Linked DNA regions of Homo sapiens: regions 2, 3 and 4 are each linked to region 1. Evidence: chromatin contacts called from ENCODE Hi-C or POLR2A ChIA-PET data. All regions are on one chromosome and are shown on one strand. The core of a region is the stretch at or near the end of the contact, and the rest is flanking DNA. Distances in the headings are between cores, read along the strand shown. Region 1 holds the start of GYS1 (glycogen synthase 1). Region 2 holds the start of PTOV1 (PTOV1 extended AT-hook containing adaptor protein). Region 3 holds the start of AP2A1 (adaptor related protein complex 2 subunit alpha 1). Region 4 overlaps CYTH2 (cytohesin 2).

Region 1 (2,865 bases), core at 164-2,663:
CTGACCTGAAGTGATCCGCCCGCCTCGGCCTCCCAAAGTGCTGGGATTACAGGCATGAGCCACCACGCCAGGCCAAAATCGCTTCTTTATTCAGGTAATTGAGCAGGTGCCAGGCCAAGTTTCCTGGCCTCTCCTTCATTCACATGTATTCATTCATTCAAATATTCAAGTGATAATTTATTGAGCATTTACACTGAGACGTAGCCCGTGTGAAATACTGGAAATATGAAAATGGCCAAAACGGTAGCATGACAAGATCCCGATTTCTGGGTCCCTAATCCTTCAGTCCTCTCCACTAAGACTCTCTTGTTCCTCGACAATTTCTTCCCACTAAAGGCTCACTAGGCGCCCTCGCGCTCTCAGACACACTGAACAGGTACCTGCCTGTGCTTCCAGCTTGGAACTCAAGTGCCATTGGCACCACTAACAATCCAAGGCTCCCAAATGGCTCGAAGCGCAAGGTCCTACAACCCTCCTCATCACACACTGGCGCCAAGGACTGCGGAACCGGCCGTTGCGCCAAGATGATTTTGAAAGTTGGAGTTCCTATAGCATGATGGGGCCAGACCCGAGATTCTGGGATCCCAGCCCCCTCCCCGCCTCAGATCCAGAAGTCCAGCCCCCATGTCCCCTTCTCCCCCAGATCTGGGTGGCCGAGCTTCCTCCTCTTTCAGACCCAGGAGTCTGAACCCCCAGATCCCCCCTCCCTCAGACCCAGGAGTCAGGGCCTCCAGCATCCTCCTCTCTCAAACTCGAGACTGCTAGCTCGCTCCTCACCCTCCATGCACCCACACTTACAACGGTTGCCATGATGCTCACCAACTGCCAGAGTCCTAGCGGAAACGGAAACGCGCGAGGAGCGAGATGTTCTGGCTCCTCTAGGCTAGCTGGTTCTTCAAAGATCTCGATGGTTCCTCATAAATATGTAAATATTGTGGGGGCGTGGCGGGACTTTATGCCCCGCCCTCCCACCGAGGCTGCGCTGGAAGACGGGCGTCCGGAACTCCTGGGTCCATTCCCAATGTCTCCTGGCTCCTCCTCCTTTTGCTCAGCCCCACCACCGCCCCGCTCAGGCCGATTGCAAAATTCTTAGCTGTTCTTTGAGTAACCACACGTCCTCCACGCTCCTTTCCTCTTTATCCCACCCTCCTCCTCCTCCCCACTTTGAGGCCTCCAGCTCCAGATTGACAGAGCTGAAGGCCACTCGTTTCCGTAAAGCGCAGCGGCAAGCTCCGCCCCCTGGAGGTCTCACGGCCGAGGCGGGGCCGGGACACAGCGACTCCAACCCGTTCCACCAATGAGGACACGCGGAAATCCCCGCCCCCGGGCGTGGGCCAATGGCGCTGGCTGGGGGGGGCGGCCACCGCCTCCTGGCGGCTGCGAGGTTTCACTGCAGGGGCGCCAGTGGGCTCAGTGACGCTGCGGCCTCCTTCTGCCTAGGTCCCAACGCTTCGGGGCAGGGGTGCGGTCTTGCAATAGGAAGCCGAGCGTCTTGCAAGCTTCCCGTCGGGCACCAGCTACTCGGCCCCGCACCCTACCTGGTGCATTCCCTAGACACCTCCGGGGTCCCTACCTGGAGATCCCCGGAGCCCCCCTTCCTGCGCCAGCCATGCCTTTAAACCGCACTTTGTCCATGTCCTCACTGCCAGGACTGGAGGACTGGGAGGATGAATTCGACCTGGAGAACGCAGTGCTCTTCGAAGTGGCCTGGGAGGTGGCTAACAAGGGTGAGCACGCCAGGCGTCGGGGCCCTTGACGAGAAGGACAGTAGTGGATGGGGGCCCGGAACTCTGAGTTGTAGGAGGACGGGGCTACTAGGGGAACCCTTGTGACCTGGGCAAGGAGGCTGTGTCCTTGAGGAGGGGCTGGGAAGCCGGAGGTGGGTGGGAGAGGGATGGTTCGTTTGACTTAAGATGAAAGGAGGCTGGAAGCCCGGGTTCTGGGTCCTAGGGAAGAGGGCGCTAAAATGAGACTCCTAGGTCCTGGAGGCAGGCTTCCGAGAGACTAGATACCTGGGTCCTGAACAGGGAAGGGGATGGGGGGATGGGATTTCTGCGTGCAAACCTGGGAAGCTGCCGGGGTTTCAGACCTATGACCCTAACAGCATGGTCTAGGGGATAAAACTCCAGATTTGAGAGAGAGCTGACTGGGAGATAGGAGGCCTGAGCGGCGGTGGGAGGACCTGAGGATCTGGCTGCTTAAGAATAAAGATGGGACGGGCTGGAGACTGTAATGAATGCCTGGGCTTTGAAGGAGCTGAGGGCCTGAGCTATTAGTTCCTAGGAGTAGAGGAGCCCATGGCCTGGGACACATGCGTACTGGAATAGGGGAAGGCTGGGAAGTCCTAAGTTAGTCAGAGGCTGGGCCCTAGGATGGGAGGGGCTAGGAGCCTGCATTTCTGTGTCTTGGGCTTCAGAAAGCTGAGGTTCTGGCCTTGGAGAAGGCTGGGGCTGAAATCCCCAGGAACAAGCCAATCTCACACCTCAAAGAGCAGGGTCTGGGGGGTTGCTTTGCTGGGTCTTGGAGGAGAAAGGGACTGTGTCTCCCAGGAGGAGAGGGGGCCCGTGAACACCCAGCCGGGTATCGCCAGGGCCTGGGCTCCAGGATGGGAGGAGGCTGGGGGCTGGGGCTCCTGGGTCTGGGATAGGGTCATGGGAGAGGCAGAGCCCTGCATGCTGGTGTCCCTAGTCAGGGAGAGGAAATTGGGAGGCAGGTCAGCAAGGTCCCTGGGGGCAGGGAATGACCATGCAGGCTTCTCTTGGGCAATGGTGAGAAGCTGGATTGGCCATGAGGGGGTCTCCCTCACTGGGTTTTGGAGCCTGGCTGCGATTTAAACCCAGCTCCTGTGAGCTGGGAACTCGGGAA
Region 2 (2,865 bases), core at 1-2,500, 860 kb before region 1:
AACTAGATGCGAATGCTGCAGGAAGGGGCGAAGGCAGTGGAGTGAAGGGGTACGTTTAAGTTGTGGGAGGTGATCTAAGTCTCGGTATCCATGTTTATGACCCCAGGAAGCCTGTTTAAGGTTTCAGTAGGGCTGCCACAGCTCTGTGCCATCCACACCGCTGAGGCAGTGTATTTAAGAAGCGGACCCGAGCGCGAACCCAGGGGAAATCTCACATCGGGGCAAGCGTGTGCACGGTGCAAAGTCGCGATGTGCGGTTTTACAGCCCCAGGTAAACCTTACGGTTTCTGAAAAGCATGTGCATCTTTTGGGTCCGGAGAAGCGTGTGCAGCCCAAAGTACCTGCGAAGCTGAATGTTTACGTTTAAGGTCTGGGCTCACGGCAGTCCATCAAAGCATCCCACATGTGGGCGCGGGCGCGTATTCTAGGTGCGCACTCCACGGGCACGGAGCGGCCGCCAGGGGAGAACGCCCACGGGTGCGACATCTGGGGGCGCTGGTACAAAGCGCGGGCCCCTCCCTCGCCGCTGTCCCCCAAAACCGCCCCCATTTCCAGGTTTCCTGCCCGGAGAGCGAGCAACTCTCCAATAGGAAAAACAAGCGAGCGTGCCGGCTGCCTGTCTGCCGCCCCCAGCCCGCGTTTAAATCGGGCCGCGGAGTCAGCAGTAATATGAGCCCGCCCCGCCCCCGTCCCCCAACCCCCCACCCCGGCCCGAACGCGCAACAAAGGGGAGAGCGCGGCGCGAACCACCGGGTGCTCCACGGGGGAACCCGGCCCCGGGCGGGACCACCCTTCGGGCCACAGGGGACACCCCGGAGCGGCGGGGGCTGCGGACAAAGGCGTGAGCCCGGGATAGGGGCTGGGGGGGCGGGGCCGTGGAAGGCTCTGGAAAAAGGGCGGGGGGCTCACCATGGGAGGGGCCGAGCGGGCCCGGATCCGCGGAGGCTGCGGGCCTCGGGGGCTGGCAGGCCAGGAGCGCGAGCGGACGGCGCGCACCACGAGGGGCCGCGGAGGGCGGCCGCGACCCCCGAGGGGGCCCCCGGCGCCGGAGCGGTACGGGGCACGGCGCGGACGGACCATGGCGGGCGCGGGCCGAGCGGGCGGGGAGCTGCCGCGGGCCACAAGGGGGGCTGCGGGCTCCACCGACTGAGGGGCGCGGGCGCGGGCGCGCGGCTTCGGGGGAGACGGGCTGAGCCGTACCAAGCTCGGGGGACGCGCCGCCGGAGTGGGGTCGCCGCGGCCGAACCACTGAGGCGAGCGGGGGAGCCCGGCGCGTACCAAGCGCGTCCGAGGGGGCGTGGCCGGAGCGTACCAAGGCGGCGCGGGGGAGCGGGGCCCGGGCGGGAGCGGAGTGTGGGCTCGGCGGTCCTGCGGGCCTCTCCGGCGCGGGGGAGTCCTGGGAAGACGCGCGAGCCACAACTTCAGGGGGCGTGGCGGGAACGGGAGCCCCTACCGAATGGGGTGGCAGAAGAACGAAGGCGACACCAAGCTGGCCCCTTGCGGGGGTCGGGACGGCGGGAGACCTCATCCGGAGCCCTGGGCCCGCAGAGCCAGGAGACCGCGCCAAAATACATCAGGGAAGAGGGGAGGACGGAATAATGGGCCTGGGGACAAAGGAACCCACTGAAAGGGAACCCACTGAGGGTACGGATTGCACCCGAGCCTGAGACAGCTGAAGGTTTGCAGTCGGTGACGTGGCGAGGTGGGCAAGGGACTCCAACTCCCAGCGGGCCCCGCGCGGCCTGGGCGGGGCCAGCTGTCCCTGGAGGCTCCGCCCATTAGCCCCGGCGCCCAGGCTCCGCCCGCCGTCCCTGGCGACTCCAAGCTTCTCGCCACTCACGTCGCTCCCCGGCCTTCCGTGGATTCGCTCATTCGCTCTGCTAAAATGGAATGACTACTTACTAGTAGTTGTATAAGATTTTTCCCTCGATTTTTGTTCCTTAAACGTGGGTAATACCTAACCCTAGAGTGGTTATGGGGATCGAGCCCGAGGGGCTGTGCTTGACTGCTTGGCGCAGTCACTACTCAAATGTTAGCTTTTCTTTAAAAACAACAACAAAAATCTGTTATGAGTACCCTGTCCAGTTCTGTGCTCGGCGACGACCGAATCAGACCACGTCCCTCACAGGCCCCACGGTCCACTGGGGAGAGACATAATCACAGGCTGTGCTAAGTGTTAACTAGCGCACATCCACAGGGCGATGGGATATGACCATAGCGAGGTAAAGTTAGCAAGCAAGGGAAGTCAAGAAAACGACCTGTGAGCAACCTGCCATTCCAGATGGCTGGAAAAGTGTGCAAAGAGGACAGAACAGCAAAGACAAATCCTGAAAGTAGAAGGAATAAAAGGGAGCCAGTGTGGGCGGAGTCGAGTGAAGGTAGAGAGGAGAAATAGACACAGCTGTAGGAGGTTAGAGACGGAGTCCCTACTTCTGTTTCGGATGTTGACTAAACAATGTAGATAGATATTGATGTCATAGCCTGGAGAGAGAAATTCGGGAGTCATCAGTGTTTGAATGGAGACTGGATGAGCTCACAAAGAGACTGGGACACTCATCCCTTTAGCAGTCACGACAATGAGAAGCAACCAGCAAAGGACACGGAGGAGTGGCCAGTGAAATGGCAGAAGAACCCGTAGGCCTGTCCATGTTTTCCTGCCCAGGGGCTCCCGAGGGCTGACTGGAGCCCAGCCTTAAACCCCAAATCCAACCTGCATTGTGGCCAAACGGAGTCAGTGCTCCCTGAACACAAACTGCAAGTTAGTTATCAACAGGTACCTCCAATGCCCTGTCAATCACCCATGTGAGGACAACCTGGCAGCAGGAAGGAGAAAAAACAGGAGCTGCTTTAATCTCCCGGAATCCT
Region 3 (2,865 bases), core at 166-2,665, 770 kb before region 1:
CCGAGAGGTGAAGTCCCTCATTCAAGGTCACACAGCCAGGGAGTGGCAGTGCTCAAACGCAAACCCAAGTCTGGCTGACCCCAGAGCCCATGCGGATGCAGCCTCTGAAGACTCCTGGCAGCTCCAATCACCCACAGCCATTCCCAGGAGTTGAGAGCTGACTTGCCGCCAGGATTCCCATCGTCACGACAACTCTTCCTGGCAGGGACCACCGTCCCCATATTACTGTGGTCAAATAGAAAAGGGCTCAGATCCCTGCCTGTCCTGCTGCCTGACCCCTGACCTCTCTCTGGGATTAGACTTCCCCTATTCCCAGCTTTCCAGATATCTACCCCTCAAGCACTTCAGAACCCAACGCCTTCCTTGAGGTCTGGGCGCTCCTTCTTCTACCCTTTCCCCAATCCCCTACTCTAATGTCCTCTTCTTTCCTGGCCCCCCGTTCCCTGTCACAGGTTCTCCCAAGACCTTACACCGACAGCTCTTTTCCTCTGTGTTCCTTGGGTCCCTCCTTTCCCCTCAGCTGCCCCTCTAGCCCCCTCCACACTGCCTTCCATGTCTTCTAGGCAATCTCCCACCCTGAAGCCCCTCTATCCTTCACCAGGGTGTCCTTATAGTCTCCCCGTCCCATCATCTCCCTGCCCCAAACTCATGGACTTTCAACCACTCTCAGGCCTCCTCTATACCACTGGCCAGGAGCCTCGGTGACCTATCTAACCCCTTTCCCCTGTATGACACCCCCTATCCCAGGTCCTCAAGCCCTGCTTCATTAGGCTTCCGGCATTCCACTTCCTCCAGGTCCCCTCTGGCCTCTTCCCATTCCATCGCTCCACAGGGCACCCCCGCCATACACTTCTTTCACTTCTTCTCTACATTGGGAATCCCTCTAACCCCATCGTTTGTAAGATCCCCCAGCTTTTCAGTCTTTCCCAGGGGACACCTCTATGCTCCCATCCCCGGGACCTCACTGGCTTCCTCCCCTTTCAAGCCCTCCCGGACCCCTCTAGCTACTCCGTGTCGTCACCTCAAGAGGCACTCTATGACACCCCAAGCCCCTACGTGCCCCCCACTCTAAAGTTCTTCCTGGGGCCCATCTATGCTGTCCCTATACGGCCGCAGAGGCTTTTGATCCCCCGGGTCCCTCTGTGATCCCCAAACCCCTCAATTTCACGCTCCCCCCTCCCCCGCGTCTCCAGTGTCCCCCGGCCGCGCGCTCACAGTTCCGGATGTCGGAGATGAACACCGCGAGCCCCCGCATCCCATCGCCCTTGGACACGGCCGGCATGATGGCGGTGGTGTCGGCTCCAGGCCTGGCCGGACAGGGCACAGAGCAGCGGGGGCTGGCAAGCGGGGACCGGGCGGAAAGGACCCCAGGCAGCGCCAAGGAGCCGAGCCGGCCGCGGGGAGGGCTGGCTGGCGGGCGGGCGGGCGGGCTGGCAGGCCGTGGCACCGCCCCCTGCCCCTCCCCTCCGCCCGCGGTCCGGAGCTCTGAGCCGCCCACTGGCTTGAGCTCCTGCCGCTCACAGGCGGGTTTCTCCCCCACTTCCTCTCTCATTGGCCGCCAAGCAAAGGCACGACGCTACGATTGGCCCAGTGTTCCGCTATTTCCGTTTGGGAGCTGGGGAGGGGGGGGAGGAGGCGTTGCCCGAGAGACGGGCGGGGTTCGATTGCGTATCATGGGCCCGCCCCCTCCGCGCGGCCAGGTCAAACACTGATTGGATCTAGCGGCTCTCCAAGGAGGAAGGGAGGGACGTGAAGGAAGGCGGGGAACGGTCCTAGGAGGCGGGACTTAGGTTGACTGGGACCAATGAACGGGTAGACCTGCCCCGCAGGCGTCGCGGATTGGCGAGATCTGTCCTACTTCAGCCCTCCATTGGGCGGCTGTGGGGCGGGCGGAAGGCGAAGATCAGTAGAGAAGGAAAGAGGGGAGGGTGTCACTCCGCTCGGCTGGGATAGGTGGAGCGACGCCTGCAATTCCCTGCTGCAGAGAAGGGGTTGGGCGAGGCAAGAGAGCGTGCGGTGTTTACTGCGCAAGCGTCTCCGTGTTCCCTTTCTCCCTCCACTGTCACCCCCGACTGCTGAAATCCTCTTCTAGGAAGCCTTCCTCCCCTCCCCCCTTCTCTGCAGCCAACGTGTCGGGACTTGAGTTGTCAGGAGACCTAGAATCTCAGAGTGAAAAACAGTAATTCAAGGCTAGTCCCATTAAGCAGAAGTTAAAACTTAGGTCGAGAGGGCGAATGACTTGCCCAGGGCCACACAGCTTGGAAGTGAAAAAGCAGAAATAAACGTAAACCGTATCTTGGCTTACTTTTCAATATATGTTGCCTTTTTTTTTTTGTCCAACCGCAGTGTCTCTCGGGCAGCCTCCATTGTAGCAGATATCAAACCAAAATTGATTGTCTCCTCCAGACTGGGAACTCCTTCTGGGCAAGAATGGGACCTGGCCTTGAACAGTTTCAACAACATTTGTTAAAAGAAGAAATAGGTGAATCTGCTTTGGCCCAGCCCCAGCCTCCATCCCCAACCCCCAGCTCCCCAGAGACTCTTTGGTAAACTGGCTTTGGGGAAGGCAAAACGGCCAGAACTCCCAACGCCCCAGGAGATTGAGAAATTTGGGACAAAGGGAACTGGAAGAGTCCATTTCTGTCACCTGTAGGAACAAAACTCCACCCCATCAGCCTTTTCTAATCTCAGAAGCCAAGAATTCCTGGAATGAGCCTTGGGGGTGTGTTCTGGACCTTTGGAATGGCCATTCTGAATCCTGGGAGATGGAAAGGAGGTTGAGAAGAGCCCACCTTCCAGGCTCAATGGATGCGTCCATTTGGGTTTCCAGGAATGGGGCCTGGGAAAGTCCATTTTGGATTCCAG
Region 4 (2,865 bases), core at 211-2,710, 510 kb after region 1:
TTCGAGACCAGCTTGGCCAATATGGTGAAACCCCGTCTCTACTAAAAATACAAAAATTAGCTGGGTACGGTGGCTCACATCTGTAATCCCAGCTACTCGGGAAGCTGAGGCAGGGGAATCGCTTGCACCTGGGAGGTGGAGGTTGCAGTAAGCCGAGATGGCGCCATTGCACTCCAGTCTAGGGCACAAAGTGAGACTCCCTCTCAAAAACAAAACAAAACAAAACAAAAAACAAAAAAAAAAACCTACAAAAAAAATCAGAAGCGTGCTGGGAGCTTGGGGGTCCTGGGCGAGGAGGGAGCCGGACGCAAAATCCTCAGGTCCTGGGGGAAGATGGACTGTGGGCAATGCTGAAGGTCAGTGTGACGTGATGCAGCCTGGCTGGAATGTTCCACAGGCATCTCCAGCTTAATTTGGTCAAAACGGAATGCCTGATTTCCCCTTAAATACTCCCTTTCGACCACCTCAGTCATGGCACCGTCATTCACCAGCTGCGGCGGCTCTCAGCAAGTCCTTTTGGCTCCTCTTTCAAGACTCCTAGCGTGGCCCAACGTTCTCCACCTCCACAGCCACGCCATCCTGCACCGCACAGCTTCCTCTCACCTCCCCGCTCGCCTCCAAATTATTCTCCCTGAAGCAGCCAGGGGCCCCTCCTGCAACCTCAATCCAAACACGTCAGGCCCCTGCCTCCTGCCCTTGCACGGCTTCCATCTGCTAAGAATCCAGCCAGAGGCCCTCCTGGGGCGGCCCAGGCCCCACGCGACCGGCCGCCTGCCTCTGCCCTCCCCTCCCGCCGCACTCCCCTCTTCGCCACCAGCGGGCTCCGCGCCTCTTCCTGCCTCTGCCTGCCACGGAGCCGGCCGCCCTGCATGCAGTTCATCCGGGGAGGCGGCAGGAAAGGGTGACATAGTGGCGGGACCCGCTGTTTACCCTGGGACCTCATCTCCCACGACCTTCTTGGGTCGATGACTCCGTTTCCCTGGCACCTGTGGGAAAGAGAAGTGGGGAATTCTATTTTCTCATTTGGAACTCCATTTCCCACCAGCCCCCGGGGCCGCGGCGGTCAAAGCCTCCTCTACCCTCCACAAAAGTACGGGATCTGACTAAGAAAAAGAAGACAAACGCCGCCACGGAGTCTCGGGAAACTGCGACGCCCGGAAAAACCTCGGGTCTGGGTCACCGTGGCTTTGGCGCCGCACAGCCTGCCGATAACTGTAGTCCACCTTCCCGCGGAGGGGCGCAGGGTACCCCCACCGCGGGGGCCTTCAGGCCGGCAGGTGCCTGTGGCCAAGGGCGGGACAGGGATCAAAGCCCGAAATTCCGAAGCGCCGCATCCCATCGGAGAGCTCAAAAGCGAACACAGCGGGCAGGAGGGACTACAACTCGCGGCACGCCTCGGGGCCACAGGCGCCTCTCCCACCCGCGTCCCGGTCCCTGCTGGGACTTGTAGTTTGTTAACTAAAGAGCGCCTCAGCTTCAAAGGCGGGCATGGGAGAGTGACATGGGACCTCCCAATCCGCCATCGCACCCTGCTCGGGATCCACGAGCCCTTGTTCTTTGGGGACACCACACATACCCCAACTGGAGGGCAAAAGGTCACAGACCTTAGCCCAGGATTCAGGGGTACCCCACATGCCAAGACTTCACCTTCATAGAGGCGATCCTCGAATTTCTTTGGCTGTCAAGAATCCCAGGAAAGACGTTCAGAACGCAGGTCCTCAGCCCTATCCTTGACACAAAATGTCCTCCAAAGGAGGCTGATCCTTTGAGAACAGACAAGCCTGGCTCTGGCACTGGCCCACAGTCCTGCCCTCTTAGCCCGATCTAAGGCTGCCCAGCCCTTCAGGACATCCCATCAGCAAGGCCCTTGCAGGACATGGGCCACCTCCCCACTCATCCTTCCCTGACCCTCCCTGAGGTGGTCGCATGTTCTTCCAGCTCCAGGTTGTCCTCAAAGCCCTGGCCCAGCTCACAACCTCACCAGCTTCATCTCCTGCCCCTCAAAGACCTCAAGCCCCATGAAAGCAACGATGGGAACTAGCTGATGGCTGTAGCGTAACTGGCTGATGGCTGTCAAGTAACTTCTAGAATGAATGCTAGACCTTGACCCTGAATCCCTGCATTCTAAACTCTGTCCCCGGCCAATTCCAACTCCAGACTCCCACCATATTAACCTTCTCCCTTTACTCCACTCCTGCTGGGCTCGGGGTGAAACCAGAACAGACCCACCGGGACAGCCCAGGCAGCACCCAGAGACAGGCGGGTCCAGGCCCCTGTCCAGGGAAACAGGCTGGCTCCACGGAGCACCTCGACTCTGTCAACCCCAAGAAATGAGGGGGTCAGCAGGCCAAGTGGTTAAATAATTAATAAGATTACCAACAGCGTGTTAATTACAAAGAACAGTGAGGAGCTAGAGGTGGTGAATTTTCCAAACAGGGAACCAGGATCCACAGCCCCAAGGCCCAGGGGTCCGGCCACCCAGGCGGGGCAGCTCCGTAATAAATAATGGAGTTGGGGGCAGGGGGTCAGGGCTGCTCCTGCTTCTTCTTGACTGAAATCCGCTTCTTTCTCGCTGCCAGCATCTCATAGAAGGGGTCCACACTCACAGCCGCCCTGCAGAAGGGGAGGGGTCCCAGGATGAGGGCCAAGGAGTCCAGGCCTCCAGCCCCTCCTCCCTCATACCCAGGAGGAGTCTCAGACCCCCGGCCCCTCCTCCCTCAGACCCAGGAGTCCAGGCCCCCGGCCCCTCCTCCCTCAGACCCAGCAGTCCAGGCCCCCGGCCCCTCCTCCCTCAGACCCAGGAGTCCAGGCCCCCGGCCCCTCCTCCCTCACACCCAGGAGTCCAGGCCCCCGGCCCCTCCTCCG

The links. Hi-C counts contacts between places; a loop is a spot of excess contacts on that map. ChIA-PET counts read pairs that join two places held with the same protein, here RNA polymerase II (POLR2A). Pooled maps may share reads with other maps.
Region 2: a pooled map shows a loop between it and region 1 (11-fold over the local background). The contact joins the promoter of PTOV1 here to the promoter of GYS1 in region 1. A Hi-C loop is called at or near these places in 1 of 37 single-sample maps with no recorded cell type and 11 of 50 pooled maps.
Region 3: a map of CD8-positive, alpha-beta T cell shows a loop between it and region 1 (28-fold over the local background). The contact joins the promoter of AP2A1 here to the promoter of GYS1 in region 1. A Hi-C loop is called at or near these places in 1 of 168 maps with a recorded cell type or tissue (CD8-positive, alpha-beta T cell), 1 of 37 single-sample maps with no recorded cell type and 7 of 50 pooled maps. POLR2A ChIA-PET finds 5 or more read pairs at or near these places in 1 of 52 experiments (CD4-positive, alpha-beta T cell).
Region 4: a loop to region 1 is called in a pooled map, with 3 times the contacts of the local background. The contact joins the enhancer-like site here to the promoter of GYS1 in region 1. A Hi-C loop is called at or near these places in 1 of 37 single-sample maps with no recorded cell type and 6 of 50 pooled maps. POLR2A ChIA-PET finds 5 or more read pairs at or near these places in 5 of 52 experiments (A673, CD4-positive, alpha-beta T cell, HEK293 and 2 more).

What each region holds. Positions count from the first base shown.
Region 1 is chr19:48,991,857-48,994,721 of GRCh38, reverse strand. GYS1 (glycogen synthase 1) reads left to right here and starts at 1,413. Exons shown (of 16, transcript NM_002103.5): 1 at 1,413-1,727. The coding sequence starts at 1,610. It overlaps RUVBL2 (RuvB like AAA ATPase 2), which reads right to left and starts at 835. Exons shown (of 15, transcript NM_006666.3): 1 at 799-835. The coding sequence starts at 810. RefSeq lists enhancers at 937-1,026, 1,717-1,856 and a silencer at 1,147-1,506.
Region 2 is chr19:49,849,544-49,852,408 of GRCh38, reverse strand. It overlaps PTOV1 (PTOV1 extended AT-hook containing adaptor protein), which reads right to left and starts at 1,250. Exons shown (of 12, transcript NM_001394010.1): 1 at 910-1,250. The coding sequence starts at 1,080. It overlaps PTOV1-AS1 (PTOV1 antisense RNA 1), which reads left to right and starts at 733. Exons shown (of 4, transcript NR_040037.1): 1 at 733-841. RefSeq lists silencers at 1,052-1,341, 1,782-1,861 and an enhancer at 1,442-1,551.
Region 3 is chr19:49,765,551-49,768,415 of GRCh38, reverse strand. AP2A1 (adaptor related protein complex 2 subunit alpha 1) reads right to left here and starts at 1,415. Exons shown (of 23, transcript NM_130787.3): 1 at 1,216-1,415. The coding sequence starts at 1,282. RefSeq lists enhancers at 951-1,719, 1,773-2,750 and a silencer at 1,281-1,860.
Region 4 is chr19:48,478,871-48,481,735 of GRCh38, reverse strand. It overlaps CYTH2 (cytohesin 2), which reads right to left. Exons shown (of 12, transcript NM_004228.7): 12 at 1-2,613. The coding sequence ends at 2,526. Among named protein-coding and RNA genes, the nearest start is that of CYTH2, 11 kb to the right of the region's middle. Within about 2 kb of position 1,460, at least 29 of the 41 ENCODE cell types and tissues checked have a DNase peak (open chromatin) inside an H3K27ac peak, as active enhancers do; they include A673 and CD4-positive, alpha-beta T cell, where a contact is called at or near this core.